2 separate regions of the Homo sapiens genome follow, and region 1 is linked to region 2. Evidence: read pairs that join two places in POLR2A ChIA-PET (ENCODE). Cell type or tissue: B cell. All regions are shown on one strand. Links, peaks and the distances in the headings refer to the core of each region. The heading gives the core; the rest is flanking DNA.

The links. ChIA-PET counts read pairs that join two places held together with the same protein. Peaks named below come from ENCODE experiments on the same cell type or tissue, not always from the same donor. Only the 100,000 strongest peaks of a DNase experiment are listed, where the experiment ranks them.
Region 1: POLR2A ChIA-PET joins it to region 2 with 8 read pairs; 2 of 35 experiments call an interaction of 5 or more read pairs at or near these places.

The regions. Positions count from the first base shown.
Region 1 is chr11:118,769,430-118,773,821 of GRCh38, forward strand. All of the region lies in intron 4 of DDX6 (DEAD-box helicase 6), which reads right to left. Among named protein-coding and RNA genes, the nearest start is that of DDX6, 20 kb to the right of the region's middle. In B cell, for the core only: no CTCF peak of the experiment used is centred there; a DNase peak (open chromatin) is centred at 2,283; H3K4me3 peaks cover 1,215 bases; H3K27ac peaks cover 3,440 bases.
Region 2 is chr11:119,328,278-119,332,669 of GRCh38, forward strand. No RefSeq gene overlaps it. Among named protein-coding and RNA genes, the nearest start is that of RNF26, 4.1 kb to the right of the region's middle. In B cell, for the core only: no CTCF peak of the experiment used is centred there; no DNase peak of the experiment used is centred there.

The DNA of each region.
Region 1 (4,392 bases), core at 68-4,067, 560 kb before region 2:
ATTTTAATATTTGGCTTACTTTGTTATCTATTTTGCAAATAATAACAGTAGTTCATACTAACTTAAATTTCCCAGACAACAGCAAAGGATTCCCAAAAGTTACTTAAAAATAAATAGACATATACAAAGAGAGGTCAGGAGTTCAAGAACAGCCTGGGCAACATGGCAAGCACCCCCACTCTTTGCAAAAACAAAACAAACAACAACAACAAACTATAAAATACAATAGATCGTTGAAAAAGCTTGATCGTTGAAAAATTGTTAAAAGGAAATTATGTGGAATTTTTTTTTTTGAGACAGAGTCTCGCTCTGTCGCCCAGGCTGGAGTGCAGTGGCACAATCTCGGCTCACTGCAAGCTCTGGCTCCCGGGTTCACGCCATTCTCCTGCCTCAGCTTCCTGAGTAGCTGGGACTACAGGTGCCCGCCACCACACCCGGCTAATTTTTTTTTTGTATTTTTAGTAGAGACGGGGTTTCACCGTGTTAGCCAGGATGGTGTTGATCTCCTGACCTCGTGATCCACCCGCTTTGGCCTCCCAAAGTGCTGGGATTACAGGCGTGAGCCAGCGCGCCGGGCCATGATGTGGAATTTTAATTTTTTTTCTTTTTTTTTTGAGACAGAGTTTCGCTCTTGTCACTCAGGCTGGAGTACAATGGTGCGATCTTGGCTCACTGCAACTTTCGCCTCCTGGTTCAGGCGATTCTCCTGCCTCAGCCTCCCGAGCAGCTTAGATTAACGGCGTGTGCCACCACACCCAGCTAATTCTTGTATTTTTAGTAGAGACGGGGTGTTTCACCATGTTGGCCAGGCTGGTCTTGAACTCATGACCTCAGATGATCCACCGACCTCGGCCTCCCAAAGTGTTGGGATTACAGGCATGAGCCACTGTGTCTGGCCTGAATTTTTAATTTCTAAAACTAAGATACTAGGAACCAAATTCACAGTCACTGACATTTGTCCCTTCTATGCCTGGGCTAACGACAAAAACAAACAAACAAACAAAAAACAGCTTTAGCCCTTTAAAGCTGCTATTGGTAGAAATGACTAAATAAGCAGGATGACTTCCATCTCCCACGACAACACTCTTTCTACCTAGAGCTCCAATCACAGGATATAAATGGGTTCCATATGGTCAGAACAACACAGCTGCCAGAACAACTGTGAAAATATTGTTGTTGGCTGGGAACGATGGCTCATGTCTGTAATCCCAGCACTTTGGGAGGCTGAGGTAGGCAGATCACCTGAGGTCAGGAGTTCGAGACCAGCCTGGCCAACATGGTGAAACCCCATCTCTGTTAAAAATACAAAAATGGTCATGGTGCGCACCTGTAGTCCCAGCTACTTGGGAGCCTGAGGTAGGAGAACTGCTTGAGCCCAGGAGGAGGAGGTTGCAGTGGGCCAAGATTGCGCCACTGCACTCCAGCCTGGGCAATGGAGCAAGACTCAGTCTCACAAAAAAAAAAAAAAAGAGAGAGAAAAGAAAAGAAAATACTGTTGTCTTGTTCTTACAGCCAGCATTAAAGACTCTGCTTATTAAGGTAAAGCAAACAAAGAAGAAAACCTTGGCTTTAACCCTTTGGTCTTAAATTTCTTCCCTCATCACAGATAAGTGAACCATTATTTCCAGTTGTTCCAGAGGCTCCCATTACCCTGTCACCTCAGGTTTTCTCTTTTGTGGTTCTGTGGTGCCAGTAGTCTGTAGTTTTTAACAGGCTGCCTGCACACTACTCAGTTTTACAGTATTGAAAAAGTAAGATAGGTGGTCTCTGATGGTCTCATAACGACTTGCTGGGTCAGGTTCTTTAAAGTGTAAACCTTTTTTTCAATCAAGTGAGGCAGAACAGAATTAGACTAGAGGTATCCTAATCCCCCTTTTCAGTTCATCTTTTGACTGACTTGATTAAGGCCATTGACTTCTATTCCTTTGCCCTCTTTGACAGGGATTATACCCTACAAAAACTGTTCAAGGATAAAGCTTTAACAAAGTACATGTGATAGACTGTAAGTTAAGACACCCTGATATTTTGCCTTATATGATGGCCATTATGATTAACAGTCAGTGAATTCAGCACATCCACACTGCCTCTTACCAGTGTTTCTCAGGAAATAATGAAAAGCAAGAGAATTCAAGTCAAGTTCAAAAAGCTGTGAAATACAAGAGGAAATTATGAGGAACTGCCAGGGAGAAGGCAAAGGAGGAAGGAAACGAAAACTTTTTTTAAAACTTACTATGTGCTCAGCACAACTTTCAAGTTAGGTACTTTGTTTTACAACTGACAAAATGGATCCTAAACAGGATTAGTTTGCCCAAGGTCACAAAGCAAGAAATGCTTTAGCCAGTATTTGAACTTAGATCTGCACATAACATGTAGGCAAGAAGTTGGAGAAAATGGAACTCTCATACACTGCTAGTGGGAATGTACAGCTACGCTGGAAACCAGCCTTGCAGTTCCTCAAAAGGTTAAAAAGAGTTACCATATGAACTAGCAATTCTAGGTATACAGCGAAGAGAAATAAAAACATCTCCACACAAAAACCTGCACCTGAATTTTCATAGCAGCATTATCCTTAATAGCCAGTTCCTTCTATGTTTTTTTTTATAATAGTACAAACTTTATTCATAAATAAAACTTCATAAGGTTAAAGCAGGGTCAGTTCCTATTTTAAAAAGGGAACAGGGGAAGGCAGCCTGCTATTTTATTTAAAATCACAAGTTAGGTTTTTCAGACGGATGACAGTTGAGATCATTAAATCCCCTTCCTACTTCTCAGATTTTCACAAAATAGCACATTAAATCCTCAGTCCTTGGAAAACAACCCCAAATGTCTACCAACTGATGACTGGATAAATCAGAAGTAATAGAGCCATACAATAAAATATTATTCAGGAAAAAGGAATGGAATATTGATACAAGCTACAACACAGATGAACTCGGAAAACATTACGCTAAGTCAAAGAAGCCAGTCACAAAAAAAACACATACTATAGGATTCTATTTATATGACATGTCCAGACTAGGCAAAGCTAGAATGACAGAAAGTATACCAGTGGTTGTTTAGGGGTGTGGGAAAATGAGGTGTGACTGCTAAAAGGGTTTCTTTTGTGGGACTGATCAAAATGTTCTAAAATTTATTGTGGTAATGGTTGCAGAACTCTAAATGCACTAAAAAGCATTAAATTGTATACTTTTGATGTGTGATGTCATTTATATCTCAATAAAGCTATTACCCCCAAAAAACAAAACCCCAAAAAACCAACCCCACAAGCTTAGGGCTGACATCTGCCACCTTAGGTCTCCAAATTCACATTCACTGTAACGTTTAGATAATGACTGAAGAGTATTTGTTGTGTTTTGGTTACTCTAGTATCCCTTTACTAAGTAACACCCCAATTTCCTTCTAAGGAATTACATATGCCCTGGTCTCCCCTGTCCCAACAGACCAAGCCTCACCAATTTTCTAAGCCAAGTGGTAGACACATAGCCCACACTGGGCCAGCGGAATGTTGCCTCCTAAGAATCTAAATTGTTATAGTGCATCCATTACAGCTTCCTAAGTCCTTCAGAGCTATCTCAATTCTTAGTCATTTCCAAGTATGTTTCTCTAGCCTTCTCAATCTTGTGAATTCCCGTTATTTTTCCAATAAATTTCCTTTTGCTTAAGTTAGATCGAGTTGGTTTCTGATGCCTATAATTAAAGAATGGTTTATTTTCCAATCTCCTAGCATTGAGAGGCATTTTACAAAAGTGTGGTACCAACAAAAGCTCAACATCACCCAACTAGCTGCATTTACACTGACTGCTTCCTCTTATTTTCCAAACCTTAATTTCCAAGAGGGAAAAAAAACCTATGGTTAAAGGCCGGGCGCGGTGGCTCACGCCTGTAATCCCAACACTTTGGGAGGCCGAGGTGGGCAGACCATGAGGTCAGGAGATGGAGACCATCCTGGCTAACATGGTGAAACCCCGTCTCTACTAAAAAAATACAAAAAAATTAGCCGGGCGTGGTGGCAGGCGCCTGCAGTCCCAGCCACTTGGGAGGCTGAGGTAGGGGAATGGCGTGAACCCAGGAGGCAGAACTTGCAGTGAGCCAAGATTGCACCACTGCACTCCAGCCTGGGCGACAGAGCGAGACTCTGTCTCAAAACAAAATAAAACAAAACAAAAAAACAACCTATGGTTACTCCAGACGAGGTAGCAATGATTGTTACAAATGTCCCCTGCTTAACAGGAAAAAAAAAAAGGGAGATGGTAATTTCTAATTATATCTCTAATTTAGGCTGGGGATGGTGGCTCACACCTGTAATCTCAACCCTCTGCAAGGCTGAGGCAGGAGAACTGCTTGAGGCCAGGAGTTCAAGACCAGCCAGTGTGACAAACTGAGACTCTGTCT
Region 2 (4,392 bases), core at 252-4,251:
GGCAGGCGCCTGTAATCCCAGCTACTCGGGAGGCTGAGGCAGGAGAATCAGTTGAACCCGGGTGGCAGAGGTTGCAGTGGGCCAAGATCATGCCACTGCACTCCAGCCTGGGTGACAGAGTGAGACTCTGTCTCAAAAAAAAAAAAAAAAAAAAAGTCAACATTATACAAAAACGGTATACTCAAAGGAGTGTCACTTCCTCCCCATCCCTTCCATTCCATTTCTCCACCCGCCACCCCTTGAAGTAATTAATGTTATTTCTGGTTTAACCTTCCTGTGTTTTTATTTTTTCAAAATTAAGCAGCTATCAAGAGAATAAGAAGACAAGCTACACACTGGGAGAAAATATTTGAATAGACACATCTGATAAAGGACTGTTATCCAAAATATACAAAGGACTCTTTTTTTTTGTTTCTTTTTAATACAGATTCTCACTGTGTTGCCCAGGCTGGAGTGCAATGGCTATTCGCAGGTATGAGCCCACTACTGATCGCCACAGGATTTTTGATCTGCTCTATTTCTTTTTTCTTTTCTTTTTACTTTTTTTTTTTTTTTTTTTTTTGAGGCAGAGTCTCACCCTGTCACCAGGCTGGAGTGCAGTGGTACGATCTCGGTTCACTGCAACCTCTGCCTCCCAGGTTCAAGCGATTCTCCTGCCTCAGCCTCCCAAGTAGCTGGGACTACAAGCGTGTGCCACCATGCCCAGCTAGTTTTTGTATTTTTTTTAGAGATGGAGTTTCACCATGTTGGCCAGGATGGTCTCTATCTCTTGACCTCGTGATCTGCCCACCTCGGCCTCCAAAAGTGCTGGGATTACAGGCATGAGCCACCATGCCCGGCCGATCTGCTCTATTTCTGACCTGGGCTGATTCACCCTTCCTTAGGCAACCTGGTGGTCACCCATTCCTGGGAGGTTACCACATTGATGCCGAACTTAGTGCAGACCCCTATTGGTATAGTGCACTACAGCCCAGAACTCCTGGGCTGAAGTGGTCCTCCTGCCTTAGCCTTCTGAGTAGCTGGGACTGTAGGTCTGGCATAAAAGAAACTCTTAAAACTTAAAAATAAGAAAACAACCCAATCTAAAAGTGGGTCCCAAACCTTGACACCTTGTTAAAGAAGATATACAGATAGAAAATAAGCATATGAAATGATGCTCCACACTATATACTGTCAGGGAAATGTAAACTAAAACAGCAGCGAGATACCATTACATACTCATTAGAATGGCCCAAATCCAAAACTGACACTGCAAAATGCTGAGGAAGATGTGCAGCAGCAGGAATTATCACTCATTGCTGGTGGGAATGCAAGACGGTACAGCCACTTTAGAAGACAGTTTGGTGATTTCTTGCAAAACTAAAAATACTCATGCTATATTTATGATCCAGCAATTGTGTTCCTTGGTATTTACCCAAATGAGTTGAAGACTTATGTCCACCTGAATGCACATGAATGTTTATAGCAGACCTTATTCATCATTCCCAAACCTGGAAGCAACCAAGATGTCATTCAATTGATGAATGGATAAATTAGCTAGTACATCCAAACAATGGAATATTGTTTAGTGCTAAAAAGAAATGGGCTATGAAAAGATATGGAGGAAACTTAAATCCATATTGCTAAGAGAAAGAAGCCAATCTGAAAAGGCTACATACTGTACGATTTCAACTATATGACGTTCTACAACAGGTAAAACTATGGAAACAGTAAAAAGATCAGTGGTTGCCAGGAGTCTGGGGGGAAGGAGGGATGAATAGGCACAGCACGGAGAATTTTTAGGGCAATGAAACTATTCTCTATAACACTGTATGATGGATAAATGTCATTAAACATTTGTCAAAACCCATAGAATGTACAACACCAAGAGTGAACCCTAATGTAAACTGTGGACTTCAGTTCATAATAAAGTATCAATAGTGGCTCATCACTTGTTTAAAAAAATATCCAAATGAGCAGTATTTTGGTTACACTTTTATCAATATTATTCATATTAAACAACCATCTCAAATATCTGTGGGTAGTGCACATGCAAGGGTAATTTGATTTTCCATTTGAGACCATAATTTGCTCTTTGTGAATCTTCTTAACGCTGCTCAGTCTTCTAGTTTCCCCTTCCTTCCTTCCTTCCCTCCCTTTCCTTCCTTTCTTCCTTCTTTCCCTTCTTCCCCCTCCTCTCTCTCTTTCTTTGTCTCTTCCTTCCTTCTTTCTTCTTTCTTTCTTTGCCTTTCTTTCTTTCTCTCCTTCCTTCCTTCTTTCTTTTTTTTTCTCTCTCTCTCCCTTTTCTTTCTCTCCTTCCTTCCTCTCTCTCTCTCTCTTTCTCTTTTTCTCTCTTTCTTTCCAGAATCTCAACCCTGTTGCCCAGGCTGGAGTAAAGTGGTGCAATCACAGCTCACTGCAGCCTCGACTTCCCAAATTCAGGTGATTCTCCCACCTCAGCTTCTCGAGTAGCTGAGACTATAGGCACATGCCACCATGCCCAGCTAATATTTTGTATTTTTAGTAGAGACAGGGTTTCGCCATGTTGCCTAGGTTGGTATTGCACTCCTGGGCTCAAGCGATCCGCCCACCTTGGCCTCCCCAAGTGCTGGAATTTCAGGTGTGAGCCATGGTGCCCAGCCCTTCTAGTTTCTTGTCTAAATTAAACCGACTTGTTTTAACAGCATTTAGCCAGCATTCCCATCATGTATCCAAGAGCAGTTGTAAGGTCAGTTGTGATACAGTTTTTTCCAAGATATTTCATCTTTGGGCACATCCAGAATATTGCATATAATCTTTTTATTTTTCCAAAAATGCCATTATTATCAGCACAATTAGGCTGTGTCTTCTAATAACAAGTTCAACTATGTGCCATACAGGGGACATGTCACCAAAAAAATGCTTCTAGATTTTTGGCCAAAATCCTGGCTTGTTCATCTTTATTATCTTTACTAACCATGTCATTACTGTTATCATCGACTTGCCCTTGACAGTCTTTTAAATCAAAGACTAAAATTGCAAGTAGGTTTTTTCCTTAGTGCAAAACTAGGGAAAACTAGTTTTTCCTTAAGTCAAAACTAGAATATAGCTAGTTAAATACACATGCGTGTTTTCTCTATATTTACATATATGCAAATTTAAAGATAAATAGGAATTAATATTGAAAAATGTTCCTCAGCCACATTGCACAAACCACGTTAATTTCTTTTCTTCTTTCTTTCCTTTTCTTTTCTTCTTTTTCTTTCTTTCTTTTTTTTTTGTAAGATGTGTAGGACAGAGTCAGCACGGTGGCTCACGCCTGTAATCCCAACACTTTGGGAGGCCGAGGCAGGCAGATCACTTGAGGCCAGGAGTTCAAGACCAGCCTGGCCAACATGGTGAAACCCCGTCTCTACTAAAAATACAAAAGTTAGCTGGGTGTGGTGGTGCACGCCTGTAGTCCCAGCTACTGGGGGAGACTGAGGCACAAGAAGCACTTGAGCCTGGGAGGTGGAGGTTGCAGTAAGCTGAGCTCGTGCCACTGCACTCCCGCCTGGGTGACAGAGCGAGACTGTCTCAAACAAGTGCAGAAGAGCTGAAGAGCTTCTTCGGGCCTGAACCGTGTTGTTTGCAGAGCTGACGTTTGGGGCTATAGGCTTTTCCGTACCAGTAACGAGCACTGGATCCTGACTGATAGAGGACCCAGGTGCTCCTTTATGGAGACATTTGTTGTCTATGTTTGTAATACTTGGGGTCCTCTCAAGCTTGGGTGGCACTGGGAGGGAACAGGGTGGAGGGTACAAGGATGAAAGCAAACCTTCTGTGACTGTATCTTTTTATAAAGTTTTGACTTTGGGACCCTGTAAATGATTTGCATAATTAAAAAACAAAATAAAAAAAACCAACCTAAAACATGGCAATAATATAGATTTTACTGAATGCTTGATGAGGAGACGATGGGGAGGGCCGTAATATACACAATAGCACAAAACAAAACCCCTGAATTAGACATTCTTTTCTGGTTTTTCCAATCTCTTAATCCTCAGTCCTTCATAGTCTCTAAAAATCCCTTCTATTGTCCCAGCTAGAATCTTACGCTGAGCAAAACAAAACTAAACAAAAAAACCCCTGAAGTTAGCACAACAGCAGAAACCAGCTGCCACCAGAGCAGGCCTCCAGAGGGCTTTACACTACATCTTCCATTAGAAAATACTGCAAGGATAGGGCTTCTAGGTGTTCAGCTTTCTCAATATCTGGCTTATTTTCTTCTCAATCCCTGGGACTAACATTGTCAAACAATTTGAACTGCCTCCCCAAAGCCAGTTGGAGTCTTTGTCCCTGCCCAAAGCAGGATTACCTGCTAGGTTTCCTGGGAGTCAAGGGTTGTGGCTCATTAAAGAGGGCTTTGGATTAGTGAGTCTCAAATCACTCAAA